Linked DNA regions of Homo sapiens: region 1 is linked to region 2. Evidence: chromatin loops called from intact Hi-C (ENCODE). Cell type or tissue: PC-3. All regions are shown on one strand. Each heading gives the region's core, and the rest is flanking DNA. Links, peaks and the distances in the headings are about the cores only.

What was found. Peaks named below come from ENCODE experiments on the same cell type or tissue, not always from the same donor. Only the 100,000 strongest peaks of a DNase experiment are listed, where the experiment ranks them.
Region 1: a loop joins it to region 2, with 3 times the contacts of the local background. A loop is called at or near these places in 1 of 110 quality-filtered maps.

What each region holds. Positions count from the first base shown.
Region 1 is chr5:128,158,740-128,167,078 of GRCh38, reverse strand. It overlaps SLC12A2 (solute carrier family 12 member 2), which reads right to left. Exons shown (of 27, transcript NM_001046.3): 17 at 5,279-5,419. Among named protein-coding and RNA genes, the nearest start is that of SLC12A2, 79 kb to the right of the region's middle. In PC-3, for the core only: no CTCF peak of the experiment used is centred there; a DNase peak (open chromatin) is centred at 2,908; H3K27ac peaks cover 1,574 bases.
Region 2 is chr5:127,954,721-127,963,059 of GRCh38, reverse strand. SLC12A2-DT (SLC12A2 divergent transcript) reads left to right here. Exons shown (of 4, transcript NR_152813.1): 3 at 6,139-6,256. Among named protein-coding and RNA genes, the nearest start is that of SLC12A2-DT, 120 kb to the left of the region's middle. In PC-3, for the core only: no CTCF peak of the experiment used is centred there; a DNase peak (open chromatin) is centred at 3,499; H3K27ac peaks cover 2,088 bases.

The sequences.
Region 1 (8,339 bases), core at 1,894-4,393, 200 kb before region 2:
CAAGATTACTCATAATAGCTAATACAATATAAAGTTATATTGTATTTTTAAAATTTGTATTATTTTTATTGTTGTATTATTATTTTTTCAAATAATTTCAAGCCATGGTTGGTTGAATCTTTAGATGTGGAACCTGCAGACACAGAGGGCCAAAGTATCCCCCAAAATTCACTCAATCTAAGATTTTTAAACACATTAGAAAATTCTATTTCCAAGATTGTGTGCACACACAAGTTTTAGTATTTTATTGTAGCAAAAGATAAATAAAAAAAATTGTCATTTTAACCATTTTTAAGTGTACAATTCAATAGTATTAATTATATTCACAATGTTATATAAGCAACACTACTATCTATTTCTAAACATTTTTCATCACCCCAAACAGAAATTCTATAACCCTTAATAATCACCCATCCCCTTCTCCCTCCAACCCTTGGTAATATGTACTTCCGTCTCTATGAATCTGCCTATTCTAGATATTGCATGAGTGAAACAACAGTATATATTCTTGACATAATGTCTTCAAGGTTAATCCATGTTGTAGAACTTCATTCCTTTTTATGGCTGAATAATATTCCATTTCATACACACACACAAACACACACACACACACACACATTTGTTTATCCATTCATCTGTTGGGAGACGCTTTTGTTTTTATCTTTTGGCTATTGTGAATAAAACAGCAACGAATATTTTTTATCCATCCCTTTTATTGCTCATGCTTTTGGTGTCGTATCTAAGAATCCACTAACAAATCCAATGCTATTAAGTCTTACTGCTGTTTTCTTCTAAGAGTTTTACGGGTTTTGCTCTCATATTTATGTCACTAATTTAACTTTTATATATAGTGTGAGGTCACACATAGGATTATTTGTGACATATGTCATTTTTTGAAAAAAAAATTAATTCAAATATTTATCAAGTGTTGACCTGCCACTCGGGATAATTAGGACAGAAGAAATATCCCTAACTCTGTAAAGTTTACATCTGTTTTCAAAGTGTTCCATCCATATACAGACTTCTTTCAAGAAGTAAATTTTCCCCCCATTCAATACTAAAAGGACCTTTGACTTGGAGAGGCAGATAAAAATATTCATTTTAGTTTTTTAAAACTATCTTAACCACACAGCATATTTTTAACTGGGGGGGGGGGGGGGAGGTAAAAGAAAACCAAGAATATCTTTAGGTTGATAGCTTTTTAAAGAACTAAGCCATAAGATAACCAGTACCTTCTTAATGGTGCAAAATACTGTCAGGGTCACTCACAGAAATTTGTTACAATCCTATAATAATTAAAAGGTTTTATTTTTATAAAGTTAACAATAACAACTTGCTGTACTCTGTATACTTACATTTTCAATTTTGTTACTGCAATAACTTTCCCTTGAATGACTGAAACTTCACATCTATCACTCTCATCCCTAAATCCTTTGCAAATTCCAATCAAAGTAGCTATTCAGTCAAAGGTTATGTTTTCAGTGTCCAAATAACAATATGTTTATCAGTGGAGTAATTAGCTACTGAAAATATGTTTTCTCTGGAACATACTTCTTTACTAAGTGATCGGAAATGAGTTCTTCATGGATTACATAATTGAAATCTATTTAGCAAAATGCAGTCATCTGAAGCTTATTGCACGAATTTCAAACATTCCCACTGTGTTATTTCTTCAAATCTTTAACAATGTTTTCTGTGCATCTTAAGCCAAAATTTGCTGACCAAAAAAACGTATTTAGTTTTGCTATTTAAATATGAAGGTTTAAAATTGAGTTGACAATCAGGTGGCTATTGCCTTACAAAAAATTTAAAGGGAAAAGGAAATACAAATATACAAAACAAGAAAATTAGCAATGCTAATGTCCTTTGCTCAAAGAGGTCTCTAAGCAAGCTATTTATTGATAAGATTGTCTCTTTTTTAAAATAGTGAAGTCTTAGGCTGGGCATGGATGCTCATGCCGATAATCCCAGCACTTTGAGAGGCTGAGGTAGGAGGATTGTTCAAGCTCAGAGTTCAAGACCAGCCTGAGCAACATGGTGAAACCTCATCTCTACAAAAAATACAAAAACTAGCCAGCCATGGTAGCGCACGCCTATGGTCCCAGCTACTCAGGAGGCTGAGGTGGGAGGATCACTTGAGCCCAGGAGGTCAAGGCTGCAGTCAGCTACAGCTACTGCACTCCAACCTGGGAGACAGAGTGAGATTCTGTCTCCAAAAAAAAAAAAAAAAACAAAACAGTTTTGTTGTGGAAGCTAGATACTTAATTGCTAGTTTAATGATAAATAGATGCTTAAGATTATAATTAGTAACTAGAAAGATGAGGGGACAGGGAAAAATTGAGGGTAAGTCCAGTAAAACAAATAACATCTAAAAACAGCATCTCTACAACTATACAAAAAGTCACTGTACAAACAAATTAATGTACAAAATTCTTTTGCCAAAGGTAATAAACAACTAAAAGACATTTGACACTTTGTGTAACAGGTTTCCCAAAGGTAGAAAGGAAAGAGAAATACTCTCAGCAGCAATTCACACTAAAAATTTCAGTTACTAGTTGTACAGAGGCAACCGGCACCTATTTGTAATAATATTTCATATAGTTCCTCAGACAGCTCTGCTAGAAAGTCAGTCTCCTAAGTATTTTTCTCAAAACAATACTCTTCTATTTATCCTAAAACTTTGCCCCACACTGATAGAGTTGTCATGGTCCACTGCAGTGAATATATTAGGTGGATGAAAGTAATCTGGAGGATGAATTCTAGCTCCTGCCAAATTTACAGAAGAATCATTTACACCACAGAGACTTTCTAGAGCAGTGATTCTTAAAGTATAGTCCCTGAACTGAATCAGCAGCATCACCTCAAACTCTGTTGGAAGTGCAAACGCTGGGCCCTCACCCCAGATCTGATTCATTCTGGGGTGGGGCCTAACAATCTGTGTTTTAACAAGTCTACTAGATGATTCTGACGCATGCTGAAGTTTAATGACCACTGCTCTAAGGAAAATTTTTCATTCATTTCCTTCCTAAAATTTATTGTTTGTATAAATTGGCTATCAGAATGTTCCTATAAATTATATAAAGGAAGCAAGATTTACCTACTAGAAATAACCATATGACCCAGTGTAGCATTCTACCTAAAATATTTCAATATTTCACATACAAAAATAAAGTATAAATAATAAACATTCATGTATCTACCGCGCCGTTAAGAAACATGAGAAACACAGTAAAGCCTCCACTGTATCTTCATGTTCTCTTTGCATTTTTACTATGTATTCTATTACTTAGAAATGCATACATATAAAATTTACTACATTTTTAAAATATTTAAATCTTCATATTGTTCATATACTTTTTAAAACTTGCTATTTTTCCTAAGCACTGTTTCTGAGGTGTATCCATGTTGATATATATAGCTCCTCTTCACCACTGTATAGAATTCTACCATACATTTGTACTACATTTTCATTTCTGTGATTGATGGTTGTTACTTCCGATTCTTTTTCACTATTACAAATGACGTTGCCATGAAGTTTCTTTTTTTTTTTGAGATGGGGTCTCGCTCTATCGCCCAAACTGGAGTGCGGTGGCATGATCTTGGCTCACTGCAACCTCTGCCTCAGGGGTTCAAGTGATTCTCCTGCCTCAGCCTCCCAGGTAGCTGAGATTACAGGTGCGTGCCACCACAACTGACTAACTTTTGTATTTTTAGTAGAGACAGGGTTTCACCATGTTGGCCAGGCTGGTCTTGAACTCCTGACCTCAGGTGATCCACCTGTCACAGTCTCCCAAAGTGCTAAGATTACAGGAGTGAGCCACTGTGCCCGGCCTGAAGTTTCATATAGCCTTCTTCACACGTGCAAAAGTTCCTGTGAGATGCACACCTAAGAAGAGAGTGTCCTAGAATATTCAAACCAAATTTGCAGGACATTTTGCCAGGTTGCTTTCCTATTTTGGACAGCGTTGTTGTCCAATCTACATTACCACAGCAGTTCAAAGATTTCCAATTGCTCTATGTCAGGGGTGTCCAATCTTTTGGCTTCTCTGGGCCACACTGGAAGAAGAATTGTCTTGAGCCACACACAGAATACACTAACACTAATGATAGCTGATCAGCTTAAAAAAAAAACTCACAAAAATAGCTCATAATGTTTTAAGAAAATTTACGAATTTGTGTTAGGCCGCATTCAAAGCCATCCTGGGCCATATGTAGTCCACGGGTTGGACCAGCTTGCTCTATGCCATTTCTAACACTCTGTATTGGCAGACTTAATTTTGGGTCAGTCTAATGGATATGGAATAAGAGTATATTGTGCTTTTAATTTTTATTTCTGTCATTTAGTTTTCCTCTCTGTTCATATCTTTCGCTTTTTTTCTGTTACTGACATGGTATTTCTGTCTGTACTCTGGACCATATCTTTTGTTGATTACATGTTAGGATCACCATCTTCCCTTGGTCTATGCTTCCTTTATTTATTTTCATGTTTTCTTTAGAATCTCAAAATTTTAAACTACAAAACTACTGAACTCAACTTTTGGTGCCTCATTCTTCCCTAGCTAAAGGTCATAAAATTGTTTTAGAATTTTTTCTAAAAACAAAACAAATTTGCCTTTTAAATTTAGGTATTTAATCCATCTGGAGATGTGTTTTGTGTGGTTTTTATAAGGATCTAGTATTTTTTTTCATGTTAATAATGATTTATTCTGGCCCATGCTTTCAATAGCACCTTTGTCATATATGTTAAGTTTCTGATACGGGTAGCTCTATTTCCTCTGTTTTGTGCCATTCGTCTAACTGTCTATCGCTATATTCAACACCACAATGTCTTAATTACTACAGTTTTTTGACAGGGCTTTCTTTCCTATAAAGCAAGCCTACCTTGTCCCTTCTTCCTAGATTGCCTTGGCTATTCTTAACCCTGTGCTTATCAAGTTCTAAGAAACACACAACAGAAACGGATCAGAAGACAATACTCTGAGCCTCCCACCTCTACTTTAACAAAGTAGCTCCACAATTACACAATTAACACAGAACAACACAACATTTCTACTGTCCCTTTAATTCTGAATTATACAAATCCAAGTAGTTTACTTTCAGTGTCTCATGCTTTACTGACTGAACTAGCCAGGTGAGCCAAAGTAGTTTACTTTAATAAAGACATAAAAAAAGATTTGCCATTTTTATTAGTATGAAGAATGAAATCTAGAATTAAAAAGTTTTAAAAAGCTTATACAAATCTAAAATGTAGGCATTTGAAAAGCATTAACAAAGTTACCTGCATCAAATACTGTGCACCTTCTCTCAAGTCATCTGCATGTACTGGAGCATAAAATGCCTTCATTTTGTTCTTAATAAGCCATCGCTGATATTTGGCTTGATCGATGGACATCTCTTTCATGGCTTGTCTTCGAGGACCCTTTGAATAAAAATATTAATAATATATTTAATTAAAAGGTAAGCAACTTCACATTTATACAAATGATTCATCCTGTTATACTGGCTTGAAACAGGTGACTAAATGTAGGGTCAGAAGTATAATAATAGCATTTTATTTCCATGTAGTCTTTTTAATACATAAGATTACAAAAAGGTAGAGGTGATGGAATAGCTAAGGCACAGGGATGCCAGTAGAAAGAATAAGAGAAGAAACACAGACTTACAAATAAATTAAAAGTTTCCATTCTAAGTAAAGAGGTTAGAAGCTATCAAAAATGAAGAGATTATACAGAGTAAAATAACCACCTTCTATTTTTCTACAGAAAGTTTCCCTAGTTTTGTTTTTGTTACTCCCAAATGTCTGTGTTATTAATTCTAACTTGAGAATATCACTGAAAATCAAAGTGAGCTATAAAATATTAATGCATTTTTCTTTAAAATTCTGTTAAAGGATGAAATAACAGGAGAAACTAAATGAACTTTGTTAACTCATAACTCTTATTTTGATCCTTGCAAGCAATACACAAAATGTGTTATACACAAATATATAAAACAAAAATCTAAAAATAAGCTTAAGAGTACACACCCTAAATGTAAATAAGTAAAAATATAATTTACCTTTTGTAGTGGGGAAATTGTCTCATTTGTAAATGTCTTATGCTCAAGGCTTGATTTAGCTGATCAGCTCAGAGACAAACTAGAAAACTCCACAAGTCCCAAGTGGGGTCAGTGTCTCCAAGTATCCTTCTACCACCCTACATACACGCACTCTCACACACACACACACACACACACAAACACACACCCCTTGACTTTGCCACTGTATAAGCAGAACAATTAGCTGGGGATGAGACATGAGGTATACAATATACACTTCTAGAATCAAGACAAGATGAAGAACAGAAATTGAGAGAGAAGCTGATCCAACAAATACCCCTATTTCTTATGCAGCACAGGTAAGCCATCATCCAGTCTGTTCTTAATAAACACAATGCCAAAAAACTAAAAACTACTTTCGGATTAAAAAAGGTTCATTATTTTTAATAGTTTTCTTCTGGCTAAAACAAAAAAGAATTGGCAACTAAGTGTTTGAACTTAGAAATTCAGCATTCACTTTGTTCTTCTTACATACCAGAGATATTACTTCCCCCGGAGATATTTATCACAATTTGCCTATTTCTTCCAACCCCCATTTTTTTCTGGTAAGTAAATGTTCCCAAGTGTTCTTGGGACTTTATAAAACATATATATATAAAACTTTAAGTTCTGAGATACATGTGCAGAATATGCAGGTTTGTTACATAGGTATATAGGTGCCATGGTGGTTTGCTGCACCCATCAACCTGTCACCTACATTAGGTATTTCACCTAATGCTATCCCTCCCCGAGCCCCCCCACCTCCCAACAGGCCCTGCTTTGTGATGTTCCCCTCCCTGTGTCCGTGTGTTCTCATTGTTCAACTCCCACTTATGAGTGAGAACATACAGTATTTGGTTTTCTGTTCTTGTGTTAGTTTGCTGAGAATGATGGTTTCTAGCTTCATCCATGTCCCTGCAAAGGACATGAACTCATTCTTTTTTATGGCTGCATAGTATTCCATTGTGTATATGCACCACATTTTCCTTATCCAGTCTATCATTGATGGGCATTTGGGTTGGTTCCAAGTCTTTGCTATTGTCAACAGTGCCACAATAAACATACGTGTGTATGTGTCTTTATAGTAGAATGATTTACAATCCTTTGGGTATATACCCAGTAATGGGATTGCTGGCTCAAATGGTATTTCTAGTTCTAGATCCTTGAGGAATCGCCACGCTGTCTTCCACAATGGTTGAACTAGTTTAAACTCCCACCAACAGTGTAAAAGTGATCCTATTTCTCCACATCCTTGCCAGCATCTGTTGTTCCTGACTTTTTAATGATTGCCCTTCTAACTGGTGTGAGATGGCATCTCATTGTCGTTTTGATTTGCATTTCTCTAATGACCAGTGACGATGAGCTTTTTTTCATATGTTTGTTGACCACATAAGAAAAGTGTCTGTTCATATCCTTTGCCCACTTTTTGACAGGGTGGTTTTTTTCTTGTAAATTTGTTTAAGTTCCTTGTAGATTCTGGATATTTGCCCTTTGTCAGATGGATACATTGCAAAACTTTTCTCCCATTCTGTAGGTTGCCTGTTCACTCTGATGATAGTTTCTCTTGCTGTGCAGAAGTTCTTTAGTTTAGTTAGATCCCATTTATCAATTTTGGCTTTTGCTGCCATTGCTTTTGGTGTTTTAGTCATGAAGTCTGTGCCCATGCCTTTGTCCTGAATGGTACTGCCTATGTTTTCTTACAGGGTTTTTATGTTTTAGGTCTTAAGTTTAAGTCTTTAATCCATCTTAATTTTTGTATAAGGTGTAAAGAAGGGGCCCAGTTTCAGACATATTAGTGAGAAAAATAACAGTGAATTTCTACTCCATAGGTATCAAAAAGCCAAACCACTCTACAAGGACAATACAGTTTGTTAAAATCTACTCATAATGAATAAGAAAAACAATGAGAGCTCAAAATTCAGTAACTGTTTAAAAATGCTACTTCAAGACCATTTAGGGGCAAAAATATTTTGAAAAAAACAACTACCTGAAAAAAAAAAAGTTGGCTTGTCAAATTATTTCCAATCTAGAAAGCCCTATAAATTACAAATTATATACAGCATAAAAGTTTTAGTATAAAAAAATTATTTCACACCTGTCAGAATGGCAATCATTAAAAAGTCAAAAAAAAAAAAAAACACAGATGCTGGTGAGGTTGCAGAGAAAAGAAAACACTTATACACTGCTGGTGGGAATGTAAATTACTTCAGCCACTATGGAAAGCAGTTTGGCCTTCTCAAAGAACTCAAAGCAGAACTATCATT
Region 2 (8,339 bases), core at 2,116-4,615:
TGATTCAATATTTACTGAGAAGAGTATGTCTGCCGATGACAGATTAAGTTTTTATATTATTTTAAAAAGTCATAGAATTAGCTACTCATTAAAGAAGCTCCCCTGAGAAAAACATAGGAATTTCATGAATTATTTCTTTAAGATGCTTGGTGACCTGTATTAACTCCATTTTTCTGTCCAGGTTCACTTTAGTGTATGTATCAGTTATTTATTGCTGTTTAACAGGCCCCTTCCATGCCCCAAGCTTAGTAGTTTAACACAGCTGCCATTTATTATTGCTCCCAAATTTACCAGTCAGCTGGGTAGTTCTGCTGATCCATCCAGGCTTAGCTAATCTCTGCTGGGCTCACTCATGTGTCTGTGGTCAGCTTGAGGATTGACTGGAGGCTAGCTGTTGTATTCATGTGTTTGGTCATTGGCTGGCTTGCTACTGGCCAGGATGATGCCTCTTATCCAGCAGGACAACCCAGCTTTATTCATGTGGTGGCGTCCAAGCTGCAAGAGAGCAAGTGGAAGCAAGCCTTTTGAGCTCTAAGATTAGAAGTGGTACAATGTCACTTCTGCATTTCATTGGTCGAAATAATTCATAAAGCCAGTCCAGGTACAAAGAGTAGTGAGGGAGTTGCAAAGTCATATTGAAAGGGTCATGCATACAGAAAGAAGAATTGCCATCTTTTTTGCAAACAATCTATCATACCTGGCCTTTGTACATATGCCTCAGTTGCTATGAGTGTTGACTGCCAAAGGGTCACAGATGCCTCTGGCTATGAACTGACTTGTGTCACCTCAAAGTTCGTATGGTGAATCCCTAATCCCCAAAGTTACCATATCTGGATATAGAGTTTTCAGGAGGTAATTAAGGTTAAATGAGATCATAGAGGTCGGGTCCTAACTCAATAAGGCTGTGACTTTATACTGCGAGAAAGAGAATTTTTTTTCTTTCTCTCTCTGCCATGTGAGGATACAGCAAGAAGGCAGCAACCTGCAAGCCAGGAATCGGGCCCTCATAAGAAACCACCTGTGCTGGACCTTGATCTGAGACTTCTATTCTCAGAACCATGAGGAAATAGAGCCACCCAGTCTGTGCTATTTTGCTATGGCAGCCCAAGCTAACAAACACACCTCTCCACTTTTGAAGAATTACCCTGTGCTGAAGGGGACTGCCTTGCCCTAGAGATTATGCCCTCATCTTTCATGTGGGAGGAAGGAGGTGCAGCTCACAGCAAATGGCTCATGGATGTGGGAGTATAAAAGGCTGATCCTCAATAGGCAACAACGCTGTATGATTTAAGCCCCAGAGCCTTCCTATGGATCAAGGCAAGGCTAGGTTTTGTCTGAGACCACATCCTTGCTCTTTTATCCCTCTCTAGTCTTACTTTCGTCTCCCCTTTACAGGTTTTTCCTGATGAGGACTCTCTCAGTAATTCATAGGCACCCAATTCCCTGACTCAGGACCTATTTCAAGGGATCCCTACCAAGACAGATGTTTTATGATCATAGGATATTAAAAGACAGCACTTGTCATTAGTACATATTTATAAGCAGAGTTGCATATTTTAGCTTAGTTGCAGTCTCTGTGAAATTTCAAAATGCTATTTTACACTTTGATAAAAATAACAATGGTTATTAACATTTGCTGAGTGCTTACTAGGCTCTCTGCTGAGTATATAACATATGATCTCATTTAATCTTCACCATGACCATATGAGACAGCTACTCTCAGTTTTTATACTTTTAGTGTTTTCTAAATCATTTTGTATCTGGGATTTTGGTCTAGATTCTTTGCTGTAGCAACAAAAGACTTCTGGGCCTGCATAAAAATAGACTTTGGCACATGACATTCAGGAAACACCTGATAAGTGTCACAGACAAGACAAGTTGGCCTTTCTTCAACTTGAAAAATCAGGACTCTCTGGATTCATTATTGAACAGTGTTGAACAGAATGGTCTATGGAACATTCCTGTTCAAAACCCTAAATCTTTTCGGTGAAGTTAGCTGGTAATTGTGGTGTGCTACTTTGGTGTTTCAAAGTGCTTTGCTAAATAACACATTTGTGGGTCTAGGCATGTCCATATTAGTTTTTAAAAAGTTTTACCCTTTCAAGTTTTCACTAAGTAAGGTTCATTCATACAACAAACATGTCTTAAGTTTTCATCACTGCTTGTTAAGTAATTCTCTCAATCTCTCTCTCTTTCTATATATATATATATATGTGTGTGTGTGTATATGTGTGTGTGTGTGTGTGTGTGTGTGTGTGTTGTGGGCATCACAGGAAGATAAAAAATGAGTCGATATCAACTGTTGAAGTCAGTGAATCCCTAATTTCAGCAGCTGCAGCAGGAAATAGGAAATCTTATAAAGGGAGGGTCAAGGAACAGGCATCAATTCTTTGTTAGTTGCGTGGCAATGCTTTGTCTTTTTCAGTTTAGTGGAAATGGCCTCTGGCTCCAAGGGAAAATCCAGAAAGGAAGACCAGATAATACTGTGTTTGGCATGGTCCTAAGCCAGAAACCAAGGCTTAAAGGACTCTCCTCAATGTTACACAGCTAGGAAGTGGTGCAATCAGAAATTGAACATGGGTGCACCACTGCCAGCTGAAATAGCAGGAAATGAAAGAGTAAGCAACATGATGGATGTAAAGGGTGCTTCCTGGAGAGCAGCTCATATGGTGCAAAGTTTCTTCTACAATGAAAGCAAACTCCAACAGGTGGCATTCCATGTAGCTTTCATGATTCCACCTACCTGAACTAGATCCCTGTAAGTTTATTAAGGGGATTGTAGCTAGACTTATAAAATTAAATCAGTTACCCAGAAGTAGAACAGCCATTTGAAGAGAAGGAGAGCTTGAGAGACAGATGGAATGATGAATGTGTCTCTGAGTCTGGTTAGTTTGAAATGTCTGCTAAAACTGATGAGAAAATGCTAAGAGGCTTAAACTTTGGAGTTTTGTAAAGACAGGTTTCTCTGGAAAGTAAATAATAAAGACATAATTCTTTCAGTGAAAGAAACAGAGCCTAATTTAACGGGAGATTGGGTACCTTGTTCTGCAAGGAACCAGAGATTGAAGGCTGCCACTGGGCATTCTATGAATTCCCATGGAGTGGGGGTACTCACTGGCATTGAGCCCATGAGTGGCCCACCTGTTTGCACACCACATAGGAAGGATCCACATGGATAGCTTAAGTTCCCCAAAACCATTTGTTTTATCTAAAAGAAACACAGTCATCCCAGAGGCTTATGGATGTGCAGTTTAGTCTCACTTTTAAAGGATTTTTATGTATCCTTGTGTCTTTAAAGGCAAAACTAGCAAGTGCTTTTTACATCTGTCCAAGCTAATCTTTCCCTGCTTTAAGCAGGCAGACAGGAAATGCAGTTTGCCTCTATTACCTAACATGCACGAGGTATATAATACAGAGAAATAAGAAAAAAAAAAAGTGAGAGCATAAGGTAAACGGATTGGATGAGATCAAAAAAGGAAAATAGGAGCCTGGTGAGCAATCCTTGGCAGGGTGCCCAGAGCAGCTTCAGGAGAGGGACAGAGCCCAGCAAGAGCATTTCCTGCTTTGGGTTAAAAAAATAAATTCAACTATCCTCTATGAGGTGGTCTATTTATCCTGTGCAGCATTAGGTCATTAATTTGAAAATTACAGGTAGTAATAAAAGCAGCAGTTATTTTTTTAACACCTAGATGAATGGGCCTCTCCCTGCTTCACCCACTGCACACCTGGGTTATATTAATATTATCTGGTGTGTGGGTAGTTTCCCAGAAAATTTCAGCTTGCGTGAAAGCTTGAACAGCCTTGTTGCTTCTCTAAAACTTCTTATGTTTTCTATATCCTACTATTTCCCTCAGACCATAATCTTCAACAGAAACTAAAGGATAATCACCATATAGGCTAAGAAGAAGCATTTTTTTCATAATCATAATAATTGCTGGAATTAACAAAATCCTAAATTGTCTTCTGTCATTGCATACCCGAGTGGCTTCATGTTTTGCCTGCCTTTCAGTAGTCATCAGTTTCCCTCATCCACAGGACTTTGGAAGCTTCCTAAGTACGGCTTGCTATCATTCCACCTGGCCTTTCTTCAGGAAGTGGATGAGTCTGGCTTTCTCTTTTCACATTGCCTTGGACTTAGGGGAATTTGCCTTAGATGTCTAGCTATGTGACTATAAACTGTTTCCCATGTCAGAGCTTCCTGATGCTTATACAACATATCAGACCACAGTCTTTGAACTCTGGGCAGGTGTATGGTTTTACAGTGCAATATTTTAAGAGAATTTGTTTTAATCTTCTAGCTAAGCCTCTTTATACAAACAGGGCTGCCAAGAGCACAAATGCAATTCACTTACAAGTTGTTTGTCTAGTTAACAGTAAGTACGCAAATCAGTTTCCTGTTCACACAAAGGATTTTCTTGTGTTTGAAATCTTTGACCAACAGTACGTTGGCTTGGATTTTTACGGAGAATTCACAATGTTAATTATCTATAGTGCTCTGTGCACCAGGATGTGAGGTGACTTAGTAAGCCGCTGGTTAGTACCAAACAAGTATATTGCCTGAGTTTTTGAAAAGGACCTTTGTGTGCATAGTGGGGAGGCACCACAAAGGGCCCACATGGAAACAGAGGTTCAGCATGCAGTGAAAGGTATCAGGAAGTTGGAAGACAGCACAGAGGAAGGGAAAAGGAAAGCTTTATTGTAAGGATAAAACTAAGACAAGAGATTACAAATCATTAATTTTTTCTCAGGGTTTTTGTTCAAGGTTTTCCTCTTATGCTTCTTTTCTTGCATGTGTTTCTTCAAGAAAAATGAAGGCATTCGCATCAATAAGCATTTTCAAAGAGACTCTTGACTTTCAAAGAGAGTCTTGAGTCTTAATGCAATAGGACTGCATTATCATTAAAAGACAAGTTGTATGCAGCATCAGTAACAGAAGCCCAGCATCCAGAGCCATATGGGAGCATTGCTAATATGTACAGTACAACACAGAGATACTTAACTGTAGGAGCATAACCTCCCCCCACCCATGTATGCATTTATGTACTTTATTCTCATTGCCAAGCTCTTTAAATTTTTTCTCTTCACTTATTTACCTAAGGCTGTTTCCCTTCAGCCCAGAGAAGTTAGACATAACTTGCACATTGCCCTGGGGAAAGAAAGATGCTATGCAACTGGAATAACAAAGTTAGCATAGTCTTGATTCTTAAGTTCAAAACTGCTGGTTTAGAAGGAAGACAGAAAAAAATCAGAAGCATCCCTTATAGAACTAGTATCTCTCATGGTCAAATCTGGGAAATGGGAATATGATGGAACCCTTTCTGTGTGTGCATTTTGGAAAATAGAGTGAAACTTATAACCATGGTTTGAACTAGGCAATAGCAATTCTCAGGGAAATGATCCTTTCTCTCATGCCACCCTGATATGGCAGCTGACAGGTATAGATGAGAACTGGTGACACAGTGGATCCAGGCAGGAGAGGGCCAGAAAGAGTCTCCTCAGTTTTATGTGCTCTTGAAGTCGTGGGCAAAGGCATGTGAAAAGTTCCCCAATCCCCTAGAGCAGGTCACTGATCCAAGCTGAGGAGAACCACTGTGCTACATAGGTCTTGTTGTGGCAGGAATGAGATGTTGCATTGTTAGCAGGGGGTTGAAGCTACTTGCTAGCAGATGGATGCCAGGATGCTACGTGGGAGCCAGGCCAAGGTCTGCAGCTCCTCCAGCCACTGTGGGAATAAGCAGCACACTTTGTCTCTGCCCAGGACCAGACAGGATGAGTCACACCTGGAGCAGGAGGCCAGCATGGGCCTGACACAGATATGGACATCTGCTGCCCACTGCTGCAGGGGTGCCATCTGCTTACATTCTTTCACAGCTTAATAGTGTCAACCCCAGGAGGAGGATACATAAAAACAATTCGTAACAGGCTGAGTTTTTTTTTCTACTAAATTTTATATTTGAGATAATTGTCGATTCACTTGCAGTAAGAAATAATACAGAGAGATCCAGGTACCATTTACCCAGTATTCCCTAGTGGTAACAGTTTACAAAACAATGTAAACCACAGCCAGGATATTGTCAAGGTGTAGAACATTTCCATCAACAGAAGGAACTTCATGTTGCCCTTTTTTTTTTTTTTCAGATGGAATCTTGCTCTCTTGCTCAGACTGGAGTGCAGTGGCATGACCTTGGCTCACTGCAACCTCACCTCTCGGGTTCAAGCGATTCTGCCTCAGCCTCTCGAGTAGCTGGGACTACAGGTATGTGCCACCAAGTCCAGCTAACTTTTGTATTTTTAGTACAGACAGGGTTTCACCATATTGGCCAGGCCGGTCTCGAACTCCTGACCTCATGACCCACCTGCCTCAGCCTCTCAAAGTGCTGGGATTACAGGCATGAGCCACCGCGCCTGGCCCATGTTGCCCTTTTATAAACATACCTGCTTCCCTCTCCAGCACTTACAGCTGGCAACCCCTAATCTGTCCTCTATTTCTATAATTTTGCTTTTCTGAGAAAGTCTTTATTTCTTCTTCACTTTTGAAGAATAACTTTGCTGATATAAAATCCTAGGTTGGTGATTTCCCTTGTTCCTCTATAGGTAAGGTATCTTTTCCTCCTGTGTCCTTATTCAAGACTTTCTCTTTGTCTCTGCTTTTTTTTCACTTCAATATAATATGCATGAATATGTATGGGTTATTTATTGATTTTTTAATTTATTATTCTGCTTGGAATACTCTGAGCTTCTTGGATGTGTGACTTGATAACTACATTCACTTTGGAAAGTTCTCCACATTACTTCAAATATTTTCAGAGTTTCTAGCTATTCTAGTACCTTTGCCTTCACATATAGATTTTAGAATGATCTTTTAAATAGGGGAAAAAAATGGCTGGGATTTGACTGGAATTGTATTGAACCTGTATATTAATTTGGGGAGAGTGTCACTATATTGAGTCTGCTAATCTATAAAGACAGTATTTATCTCCATTTATTTAGACCTTCTTTGATTTTTTAAATTAGCATTTTACAATTTTCACCCTACAAGTCCTCTGTGTTTTGTTAGATTTACACCTAAGACATTTTTGTAAAAAGTGATTATAATGATAATGCATTTTTTATTTTGGTGTTTTTAATTACATGTTCATTGCTACTATATAAAAATACAATTAATTGTTATATTTTTATCTTGTCTTCTGAGACCTCGCTGAACTAATTTATTAGTCCTAGAAGGCTTGGTTTTTTTGTTTTGTTTTGTTTTGTTTTTGTTTTTGATACTTGGGATTTTCTACAACTTTTCAAAGAGTGACAGTTTTATTTCTTCTTTTCCAACCTGTATTCCTTTTCTTTTCTTTTCTTGCCTTATTGCACTGGCTGTGATTTCCAGCATTATGTTGAATAAGAATGGTGAGACTGGAAATTCTTGCTTTGTTCCCAATCTTAGAAGGAAAGCAATCAGTCTTTCATTATTGAGTATAATGATACTTATAAGTTTTTTTATAAATGCTCTCCAAAAAGAGAGTAAGTTCTTTGTAAGAGAATAAGTTGATTAAGTTTCCTTCTGTCTCTATTTGTCTGAGAGTTCTTAGTTATAGATACTGAATTTTGTCAAGTGTTTTTATCAATTGATATGGTCAGGTAATTTTTTTAGCCTGTTAGAATGGTAGATTACATTGATTGAATTTAGCATATTGCACCAGTCTTGTATCTCTAGAATAAACTCCACTTGGTCACGGTCTATAATTATTCTTCACTATTGTTGAATACCATATGTTTTTATTTTATAGAATTTTTTGAGCCTATATTTTGAGCTATATTGGCCTTAATGGTCTTTGTCTGGTTTTGATATCAAGGCAATACTAGCTTTATATAATAAATTGAAAAGTGTTCCCTCCTTGTGATGGTTAATTTCATGTGTCAATTTGACTAGCCTAGCCTACGGTAACCAGATATTTGGTCAAACATTATTCTAGATGTTTTTATGAATGTACTCTTTAGATGATAGTAACATGTAAATCCGCAGACATCAGGTAAAGCAGATTACCCTCCATAATATGAGTGAACCTCATCCAACCCCCTATGAAGGAGGGAGAATTCTATCAACAGACTACCTTTGGACACAAACTGCAACATCAACTCTTCCCTGGGTCTGTAATATGCTGGCCTACCTTACAGATTTTGGGTTTGCCAACCTCTGCAACCATATCAGTAAATTCCTTAAAATAAATTTCCTCTGTCTGTCTATATAAATATATATATATATATATATATATATATATATATATATATATATATGCCTGGAGATTTCTATTCTTGAGATCTCAAATGATTAAACCAGGTTCCTTAAT